Regions from separate parts of the Homo sapiens genome. Here region 2 is linked to region 1. Evidence: read pairs that join two places in POLR2A ChIA-PET (ENCODE). Cell type or tissue: HepG2. All regions are shown on one strand. Links, peaks and the distances in the headings refer to the core of each region. The heading gives the core; the rest is flanking DNA.

Region 1 (5,377 bases), core at 213-5,212:
GCAAAGCTCACCCATTGGAGGAGTCTTGCACCAGGTGGGTAGATACTTGTACCGGCATCTGACTCAACCAGTCTCTGAGCTGAGGGCCTCCCTGAGAAGAGCATTACTTCTACTTGAAAACTGAGGCAGTCCCCAAAAGAGCTAATAATGGCTGGGCAGCAAGTCCCAGTTTGAAGGGGAATCTGAGCTGCACATGTCTATGACTCCCACTAGCTAGAGGGGCTTTTTCATAGTCATCCAATCTGATACACCTGTCCCACTAAACAGGTCAACAAACAGAGGGTCACAGTGTCTGTTCCAATACCATCCAGAGAGTCAGGGTCTGAATTATGGCCAGTTCCCAGTCCAGGGGTCCTTCCACCAGACTTCAAGCCAACTCATGTGAAGAGAAGGAAAGCGTGGCTTTGAGCTTCCCATAGGCAGAGGCCATGCCTGCTCAGACACAGCTGCCTCTCTACTGCCTGGCACATGAGTGGGAAATAAATATGAGATGGGTTGAATTGAATTGATGTGCAAATCCCAACATTTGGTAACCCTCACCAGAAGGCTGGGCTATCAGCATTCCTGGGGTTCCTGGTGCTGCACCGAGCAGTAGTCATTCATACCCAAGCTCTGCTGAGCCCATGGCAACAGGAGTATGGATTTTGGAATCATCTATTCATTTATTCATTCAGCAAACATTTACTGAATTCAAACCTGTGCCAGGCACTGTGCTGAACACTGGGGATCTGACATGAAATGAGGCAGGCAGCATCCCTCCTTCATGCGGCTTCCCATCTAGTGGGGTAGGCAGTTCAAATGCCAGTCCATATGTGGTTATAAAACATAGCCACAAATCCTGTGACACCCTTTCCACTGGGAGGCAGGGCCTATTCCCCCTCCTGATGAACCTAGGTGAGCTTCTGACTGCTTTGACCAACAGCTTACCGTGGAAGTGACCCGATACGGCTTCCAGGGCATGAATAAGGCCACACAGCTTCTGCCTGATTTCTAGAACACTTGTCCTTGGAGACCTGGACTACTGCCCTGAGGCTGTCATGCTGGAGAGGCCATGAGTATCTGCTCTGGTTGACAGCTGAGCCCAGACTTCCAGCCAGCCCTATCAAGGCACAAGACACATGAATGAAGCTGTCTTAGGCCCCCCAGATGAGTTCATCTGAATGGCTGAGTGACCCTGAGTGCATTCCTCGATGCCACGGAGAACAGAAGAATCACCCAGCTGAGCCCCACTCTAATTCTTGCCCCACAAAATCATGATGTATTATTGCATGATTATTGTTTAAGTTTGGGGGATAGTTTGTCAAGCAGCAGATGTTTAACACTGAAACTGTGCACCTGGTGGGCTCATATCACCCCTCTGAGCCTCCATGGCCTTGTGGAAAATGTAGATAATAAAAACAACTACATCATAGGTTTATGATAAGTCTCAGAGAATGAAAAGCCAGGTGCTGTTCTAAGGGCTGTTCCCATTTATTCGTTTAGCACAGGACCAGGTACCTATCAACCCCTAATTACAGGGAAGTATGATTTCTAATTGGGAAATAACACGCTATGTGAGGTATGAATAAATATATTAACTATGGTCATCAGCCCAGTTATGGAGGCTTGCTGTGTGCCAAGCACAGTGCTAGGCATTTACATGAACGATCAGGTCCTGCCTGGTCCTTCAACCCTTCCCCCATTCCCTTCCATTGCTGGGGGCTGTCCTCTTTGCAGCCTTCTTTCTGCTCCTTGAGCATAGCAAGTTCTCTGCTTTTACAAATGCTCAGTCTGCCTGGATCTCCCTGTGCACCCTCCCCAAGCTCCCGCCACCATCACCATGACTGGTTCCTTCTACTCACTCAGTCCTCAGCTCAAATGTCACCTCCTCAGAGGGTCCCCACCCCCGACCTCCTGATCTAAGGAAACGCAGCCTTCCTCAAGTTCACGTCACTCACCCTGTACAAAATCCCCAAATAGCATGATTCGTCGTCTGAAAGTGTTTACCACTAGGTTAAACTCCAGGGGAACAAGGGAGTCCCAATTGCCCCCTGCCACACTCCCAGTGCCTGGAACATGGAGAGGAGCAATAAATATTGAAGGATGAAACACGCTCTACATCATTGGGTCTTACTGTTAGGAATATCAGTCAAAATCATGACTATTGTTCATTCAGCAAGGATTAATTGAGCACCTATTGTATACCAGGCATCATTCTGGGTGCTGGGGATACAACAGTGATCAAATCAGACACCAGTTTTGCTCTCACAGAGTTTTCATTTTAGTAGCTCTGTGATAAGATACATGTGTGAAATACACAGCATGTCACGTGGAACTTAGTGCTATGAAGAAAAATAAGGTAGGCAGTGGGAGAGAGTATGAGGGGAATCTTGGCACCAAATTCCATTCTTCCCTCCACAGAAGGGACTTTCGGTTCCCCTCCCCTCCACCTCCGCACCCTGACCCCCATACCCCGTCAACATCTCTCAGTGTGACATTTTGTTTGAGGTCTCTGCAGCTCCAAGAACAATATTGGCTTTGATGCAGGTCCCAGCAGAGAGCCCTCAGACTGGAGGGGGGATTAGTTCCCCCTTCTTTCCCCTGGAGGGGGAAGTCAAACAGTTTGGCCTTGTGGGGCCTTTCCTCACTATGGGGAAGGGGGCAGGCCTGGGCCTTCCTGGCCTGGATCGTTGACTAACCCTGGGTTCTGGGCCATCCCCTGGCCTCCTCCATCCCAGGCAGAGAGTCAAGGTTTACAAACACGGAGAGGCCTTTGATCGGCAGCAGACCCCCAGTGTTCTGTTTTTTGTTCCAAACCTCAGGCCAGGACTATACTCTGTTTTGCCTCCAGCAGGGGAGACAGTGGGTAGGTGGGGAGTGCGCGCGCGCGCGCGCGTGTGTGTGTGTGTGTGTGTGTGTGTGTGTGTTTGTTTGGAGGAGTGGAAGGAATCAGAGGAAGGCTCACATGGATCCTTGATTTTCTTTCCAACAGGCAGGCTAGGTTTGGAAGAGAGAATTCAATTCAATTCAAAATACCTAAGGAGCACCTACTAAATCCCAGGCACCATGGTAGAAATTAGGGCTAGAGCAGTGAACCAAACAGAGCTCCCTGCCCAGAGCCCCAATTCTAGAGGGGGCCACAGACAGCAAACAAATGAGCAAGTGAATACAGAGGCTGTGGGGGGCCATGATGCGCTTGACAGGAATGAAGCTGGGCAGTCGATGGGGCTGGGATGAGGGTGCTGTGGGGGCTTCCCAGACAAAGTGGCATTTGGTAGAGACCTGAAGGAAATGAGGGAGGCAGCCATGTGGCGATCAGTGGGAAAAGTGTTTCAGGGAAAGGGAACAGCTGCTATGAAGGCCCTGAGATGTGCGCAAGGCTGGCATGTTGGAAGAACAGCAAGGAGCCCAGTGTGGCTGACCCAGGGGAATAGTGGGGAGAGGAACAGCAGAGGGGTCAGAATGGGGAGTGTTGGGGTTGGTGGGGGGAAGTGGAGTGGTTTTCCTTTTTTTCTTTTCTTTTCTTTTTTGTTTTTAGGAGATGGAGTCTCACTCTGTCACCCAGGCTAGAGTGCAGTGGCGCAATCTCATCTCACTGCAACCTCTGCCTCCCAGGTTCAAGCAATTCTCCTGCCTCAGCCTCCCAAGTAGCTGGGACTACAGGCGCATGCTGCCACGCCCAGCTAATTTTTTTTCTTTTTTTTTTTTTTTTTTTCAGTAGAGACAAGGTTTCACCGTGTTGCTCAGGCTGGTCTCGAACTTCTGAGCTCAGGCAATCTGCCCACCTCAGCCTCCCAAAGTGTTAGGATTACAGGCACGAGCAACCATGCCCGGCCCCTTTTTTTTTCTTTCTTTCTTTTTTTTTTTTTAGTTTGTTTAATTTTGTTTTTAACTAAAACTAAACTGTGTCATCCAGGCTGGAGTGCAGTGGTGCAATCACAGCTCACTGCAGCCTTGAACTCCTGGGCCCAGGAGATCCTTCCCGCCTCAGCCTCCCCAGTCGCTGGGACTACAGGCATGCACCACCTTGCCTGGCAGATCTGAACTGAGATTTAATAGAATTCCTGGGCTGTGTGGAAACAGTGGGGACGACGGCAGAAGTGGGGAGAACCATGAGAGGCAACTGCAGGGGTTCAGGCAAAAGATCACATGGCCTACGCCAGGGTGGTCAGGAGGGGGAACGGAGAGTAGTTCCAAATTCATCAGCTTCTTTTCTTTTTTTGAGACAGAGTCTCACCCTGTCCAGGCTGGAGTGCAGTGGCGATCTCGGCTCACTGCAACCTCCACATCCTGGGTTCAAGCGATTCTCCTATCTCAGCCTCCCAAGTAGCTGAGATTACAGGCACCCGCCATCATGCCCGGCTAATTTTTGTGTTTTTAGTAGAGACAGGGTTTCGCCATGTTGGCCAGACTGGTCTTAAACTCCTGACCTCAGGTGATCTACCCACCTCGGCCTTCCAAAGTGCTGGCATTACAGACACAAGCCACCACCTGGCCTCACAGCTTTTTATTGAAGTACCACATAAATACTGAAAAGTACCCATATAAACATGCCTGCAGTTTCATGAAATTTTACAAACCCAATCCACCCACATAACCAGCATCAAGCTCAAGAAATAGAACTTGTCCATCCCCCGAGAAGTCCCCAGAAGCCCCCTCCAAATCACTGCCCCTTCACCAAGGGCAGCCACTCTCTCAACTCTTTTTTTTTTTTTTTTTTTTTTTAGTAGAGACAAGGTTTCACCGTGTTGCCCAGGCTGGTCTCGAACTCCTGAGCTCAGGCAATCCGCCCACCTCAGCCTCCCAAATTGTTAGGATTACAGGCACGAGCCACTGCGCCCGGCCCCTTTTTTTCTTTTCTTTTCTTTTTCTTTAGTTTGTTTAATTTTGTTTTTAACTAAAACTAAACTGTGTCATCCAGGCTGGAGTGCAGTGGTGCAATCACAGCTCACTGCAGCCTTGAACTCCTGGGCCCAGGAGATCCTTCCCGCCTCAGCCTCCCCAGTCGCTGGGACTACAGGCATGCACCACCTTGCCTGGCAGATCTGAACTGAGATTTAATAGAATTCCTGGGCTGCGTGGAAACAGTGGGGACGACGGCAGAAGTGGGGAGAACCATGAGAGGCAACTGCAGGGGTTCAGGCAAAAGATCACATGGCCTACGCCAGGGTGGCCAGGAGGGGGAACGGAGAGTAGTTCCAAATTCATCAGCTTCTTTTCTTTTTTTGAGACAGAGTCTCACCCTGTCCAGGCTGGAGTGCAGTGGCGATCTCGGCTCACTGCAACCCCCATCTCCTGGGTTCAAGCGATTCTCCTGTCTCAGCCTCCCAAGTAGCTGGGATTACAGGCGCCCACCATCATGCCTGGCTAATTTTTGTGTTTTTAGTAGAGACAGGGT
Region 2 (5,377 bases), core at 129-5,128, 67 kb before region 1:
GACCCCCTGCAGGGGCCTGAAGATGAAAGTTGAATCAGCTGCCCTGGGCCATAGGGATGAGGGCCCCTGAGCACGAGTGCTGGGAACAGGTCCACAAGCCATGCACGAGGCCAGGGTCCAGGGCACTGAAGTAGGAAGCGAGGGACTATTAATAGCACACTAAGGTTGGGGGCAAAGTTGCTCCCCAGGGGATGGCCAGACAGTAAGAACTCTGACTTGGTGACCCCCAGTCCCCACCATCGCTAGCTCGCTCTACCCTCTTCCCACCTGGGTGCTGTGCAGGTGATTCCTTTATGCAGCCAGGGTGGACAGCAACTTGTCTGAGGTTACAGATAGGGAAACTGAGCTCACCAGTTTGCCACAGCCCTCGCCTGGCCCCGTTTGCTCTGCATCTGAGTTGAAGAGCCCTGATAAGAGATTGTATGTGCTATAAATAAGGCAGTGAAGGGTATTCGTACACACAGAACTCTAAACAGTAATTAGCTTTATCATATAAGATCAGGAAGGAGGGAGTTTTGCTTTTTCCTTATGGAGATTAGTAATGTAAGAAAAGTTAATATCAGGCATTATTTTCTGATGATGATGATGATAAAGTCATGAAGATGAAACTGGAAAACCTGGTGCTGAGCAGAGCTCTTAGGCATTTACACAGGATCCACCCCTGTGCTTCCTGTGACCTCAGTGGCCCAAGAGACCACATGGAAACAGGCCAGTGGAGCAAAGTCCCCAGAGAGACTTCTCTGGGTCCAGAAATTGCCAGTTGATTAGAAGCTTGATGCTTCTGTAGGGTCTTATTCACATCATACAAATCCTTGAGTTTGTGTCAGGCCAGGGGATGGAGAACTTTCACATTTATAATCTTACAGCTGTCTCCAAGCAGCCTTACAGAGCTATGCAAAGTTTATTACCTTCCTCTTCACAACTGGGGAAACTGAGGCCTAGAGAGGTGGGCTAAATTGGGATCAAGAGGACCCAATGGGTCAGTGGCAGAGTCAGGATTATACCCAGAACTTTGGATCTCCCATCCCCTGAACCTCGGTCCATCTCCAAGGCACCCACCTGTCACTTTAGCAGGTCTGACGTGAAACTGATAACTCTAGTCTAGCCTCCCTGGTATGACTAAGATGTTCTTAAAATTTGACACGAAGAGGGCCCTCAGGAAAGAGTTCTTGTGTCAAATTAGGTAAACGGCAATCCAGGGAAGGTCAAAAGCCCCCAAGTTAAGCAGGTTTATATCCATTTACTCACTTAGCACTCATGTCAGCCTAAGTAGTAAGGATTATTATCCCTGTTTTAGGTTTGAGGAAACTGAGACATAGAACAGTTAGTTCAATGGTCTATTTGTGTATTCATTAATTCCACACATTTATTGAACATCTACTATGTACCAACAGTGTCTTAGGTGCACAAGACTGCACCAGTGAAGATTCACAACAATGAGAAAGACTGATAGGCCCTTCACGGAGCTTGGAACCTGTGGAGGAGACAGATTATAAACCAGGAAGCAAATCAATCCCGCTCAAGTAGGAGGGGAAACACCAAGGTGGAACGAGGTAGGAGGTCTTATTACCTGTGCCTCCAATGCCTGGAAGTCTCATAGGTAGTTTTTAATACAACTGCCATATATTAACCACTTCCTATGTACCTGGCTCTCGTTTCTCACGTAAGAGGCAGTGTCCTTGTTTTATAGATGAGGAAAGTTGCAGAAGGTTGGTTAGCATATGGATGAGCACCACGCTTCACTCAACATTAAAGACCCTTGTGTTGTGAAGGGTGGCATCCTGGGCCTTCCTATAAAATAAAGATGTAGATGGCAAGTTAGCTTTCTATGGACAGAGAAAAGGAGGGGAAAGAGTTTAGATTCAAAAGCCAGGTGGAAGGCCAGATATGGTGGCTCACGCCTGTAAGCCCAGTGCTTTGGGAGGCCGAGGCTAGAGGATCACTTGAGCCTGGGAGTTTGAGGCTGCAGCGAGCTGAATGCACCACTGCACTCCAGCCTAGGAGACAGAGGAAGACCCTGTCTCTAAAAAACAAAAACAAAATCCAGGTGGGCCCCTTACTGGCCAAGGAACATTGGGCCTATCATGGCTGTGAGCTTCAGTTTCCTCATCTGTAAAACAGGCATGCTAATAGTGCCTCCCCACAGGGCTGTGGTGGAGGACCTAATGAGAGCGTGCATGCAGGGGGACATTGGCGAAGCCATCACTCACATGGCCCCTGGGTCCCCCAGGAAGTGCAGGGCACAGAACTGAGCAAAGGAACTGGAGAAAGGCAACAGCGCTGCCCTCCAAGTCTGAGGACCTCTGGAGTCTTATCCAGATAGCCCCACCCTGCCCTAGGTTCTGCCTCCTCTGTACCAGGCACCATGGCAAGGTGCTTATAAGCACAGATTCTGGATTCTGACAGAGCTCAGCAAATCATCGTGTTACTTTGGGCAAATCATTTTGCTTCTCTGAGCCTCAGTTTCCTCATCTATAAAATGGGCATCATTACCTCCTAGTACAATTATGAAGATCAGATGAGCTAATGAGTATAAAAAAATTAGCATGGTATCTGCATGTGGTGGTTACTCAGAAAATGGGAGCTCAGCTCACATGATGATTATGGTTGCTGCTGGTGCTACAGATGTCCTTCATGAACCTATAGCTCCTAGGAACTTCCTTGTGCCTCTCCTAGCCCACTGGCAGAATCTCTACTCCCTCCACCCCTGTCCTCGCCTCCTGCCACCTGGTCAAAGCTCAGAACTGGATGAAAGGGAATAGCTCTCTTTGTACTGGAATTAGCCTTGTTTTAGGTCTTAGAAGCTGATCATTAACCAATTCCTGCTCCTCCCTGATCCCATGGCCTGTAAAGGTAGGTATCTATCCCAACCCCCAGGATCCCCTCCCTCTTGACATCCTGCAGCATAGGAAAAGGCTCTGGACTTCAATGCATGGCCACCACTGTGTGTGGCCTTGGGCAAGTCCCTTCCCCTTCCTGAGTCTCAGATTTTTCATTCTCACAATGAGGGACTTGGCTTTCAATCATTTGCTTGACCACTTTGGAAAAAGTCTCATGTGGGAGGCAGAATAATGGAGCCTGAGAATGTAGGCTCTGAAGTCAGCCAGCCCGGATTCAAAATACCAGAGCCACAGTTTGGAAACTGCGTAACGGGGGGTGGGAGGACTCTTTTTAATTCCTTCCTCAATTTCCATTTCTGTAAATGAGGTCGATGCTTGCTCCGTCTCATTCAGATATGAGGTCCACCTAAGAGTCCGCGCATAAACTAAGTGCACAGTAAACATTGGTTATTATTGCTTAGAGGCCCAGTGTACAAAATGAATAAAGTGAGTCTAACTAGGGTTGAAATGGGGAAAAGGGCAGAGTCCCAGGTGCTTGCTGCCACCCCAGGGTGACCATCAGGCAGTTCTCTTAAGGGAAACAGTTTGAAAATCAAGAAAGCCAATATTGTACAGCAGGGGTCAGTGACCTACAATATGCAGCCCCAATCCAGCCCACCGCCTGTTTTTGTGTGGCCTGCCAACTAGGAATGGCTTCTACATTTTCAAATGGTTGAAAAACATCTATGGAAGAATATTTCCTGATACAAAAATTATATGAAATTTTAATTTCAGCACCCATAAATACAATTTTTTTGTCACATTGCCACGCCTGCTTGTTTGTTTTATCTGTGGCTGCTTTCTCACTGCAAGGGCAGCGTTGAGTAGTTGCAACAGAGTGGCCCACAAAGCCTGCAGTATTTACTATTTGGTCATTTATAGACAAAGTTTGTTAATCCATGCTATAAAGCTTCTCTTCACTTCCTCGTGGAAGACTCTGCCGTTGCATAGAGCTGACTCTGCCACTTTGCCAATGCTATGATCCTCAACACATCATCTCACCTCTCCAAACTTCATCTGTAAAGTACATATAATCATTTCTAGTGTTCAGGGTTGCTGTGAAAATAAAATAAGCAGGACCCCTTAGTGTATGACGGGGAAATACTCATGTGACTGTCAGTGAGATTAACTTAGATGGTACACGGATCAACATTTAAGTTTTAACAGATACGTATTTAATTTAATTCATATTTTAAAAACTAGAACTAGCACACAAAACCTATGGTTTCATGGATAATGCTTGTTGTGTTCACTGAGGTAAATGATCCAAAGCCACAGGGGCAGATCTGCCATCTATCTCTCAAGATGTGGCTCCTGTCTTTGGGTCCCAGGTGCCATCATATTCACATTCCACCCGGCAGGAAGGACAGAACCCGGAAGTTGCACACATCATTTCCACTCATATTCCATTGACCAGACTCAGTTATCTGACCAAGTCTTATCACAAGGGGAGCTTGAAGTTTCAGCCTTTCCTCAGAGAGGAAAGTATTGGGTTCTATTCCTAAAAGAACAAAGGAAGAATCAATGCCGGGGTTAAACTAGCCATTTCTGCCCACATATGTATCAATTCAAATCTTCCTTTTAAAATACAGTTATGTAAATTAAAAGTAAGACATTTTAAAGTGACATGATGTGGCAGCCACTTTGCAACCATAAGACCAGGGGAACCAGAGTTGCCAATGAAAAATCATGACGTCATTGTGCCTCTGAATTGATCCTGGACTTCTTTAACTTCACTGTGTAATTTGGGAAAATCATTTCCCTCTTGGAGACTGTATGTAGTCACCTAAAAATACAATGGCTGTGTATGTTTTGTTTTATTAAGAACATAATTTCAGAGGATTGAGGGAATCAAATCCCTCCGTTCATAATACGTTATCACTATTTACTTCACAAAGCCTCTCTTTCCTATAATTGATTGGGTCTTTTTAGTCCTTTCTCTCCCCATTTCCCACTCTCACCCTTTCCATAGCAACCATTCTGATATGTTTAATGTGTAGCTTTTCATCATACATTGCTTACAAAATCTTTTGTCGTTCATGTGTATTTTCAGCTTACATATTGAGGTTGTATTCTAGATCTCATTCTGGTTTTTACCTCCAATCATAACTGCTCTATGAGATCCATTTATAGAAGTACATGGTTCACTAATTCTTCTCTCTTTTAAAAGGAGCATAATGCTCAATGGCATGTATCCACCATATTTGCCTTTGCCTGTACTAGCAATAAAGTGCATGTAGCCACCAACTTCCCACACCACAGAGAGCGCTACAGTGAATATCACTATGTGCGTTCCCTCCTGGACCTATAGGAGAATTCCTTTGGTGTCTGGGAGCAAAACTGCTGGGTTACAGAGTATAAACACATTTAATGTGATTAAATCCTTGCACAAGATCCTTAAGAAACTCTAACCCAGTCCACACTCTTTCTAGCAGTACACGAAAGTTCCTGTGGCCCCTATTCCTGTCAACATGGGGATTCATCAGCTTCCTTATTTC

The links. ChIA-PET counts read pairs that join two places held together with the same protein. Peaks named below come from ENCODE experiments on the same cell type or tissue, not always from the same donor. Only the 100,000 strongest peaks of a DNase experiment are listed, where the experiment ranks them.
Region 2: POLR2A ChIA-PET joins it to region 1 with 19 read pairs; 3 of 35 experiments call an interaction of 5 or more read pairs at or near these places.

Annotation. Positions count from the first base shown.
Region 1 is chr20:46,671,731-46,677,107 of GRCh38, forward strand. It overlaps a transcript of SLC13A3 not described here. Among named protein-coding and RNA genes, the nearest start is that of TP53RK-DT, 15 kb to the right of the region's middle. RefSeq lists a silencer at 1,731-1,887 and an enhancer at 2,800-3,314. In HepG2, for the core only: a CTCF peak has its summit at 2,826; DNase peaks (open chromatin) are centred at 2,641 and 3,791.
Region 2 is chr20:46,604,678-46,610,054 of GRCh38, forward strand. The region is part of intron 3 of SLC13A3 (solute carrier family 13 member 3); the gene reads right to left. Among named protein-coding and RNA genes, the nearest start is that of SLC13A3, 44 kb to the right of the region's middle. In HepG2, for the core only: a CTCF peak has its summit at 3,423 (motif pointing right); DNase peaks (open chromatin) are centred at 704, 2,874, 3,404 and 3,734.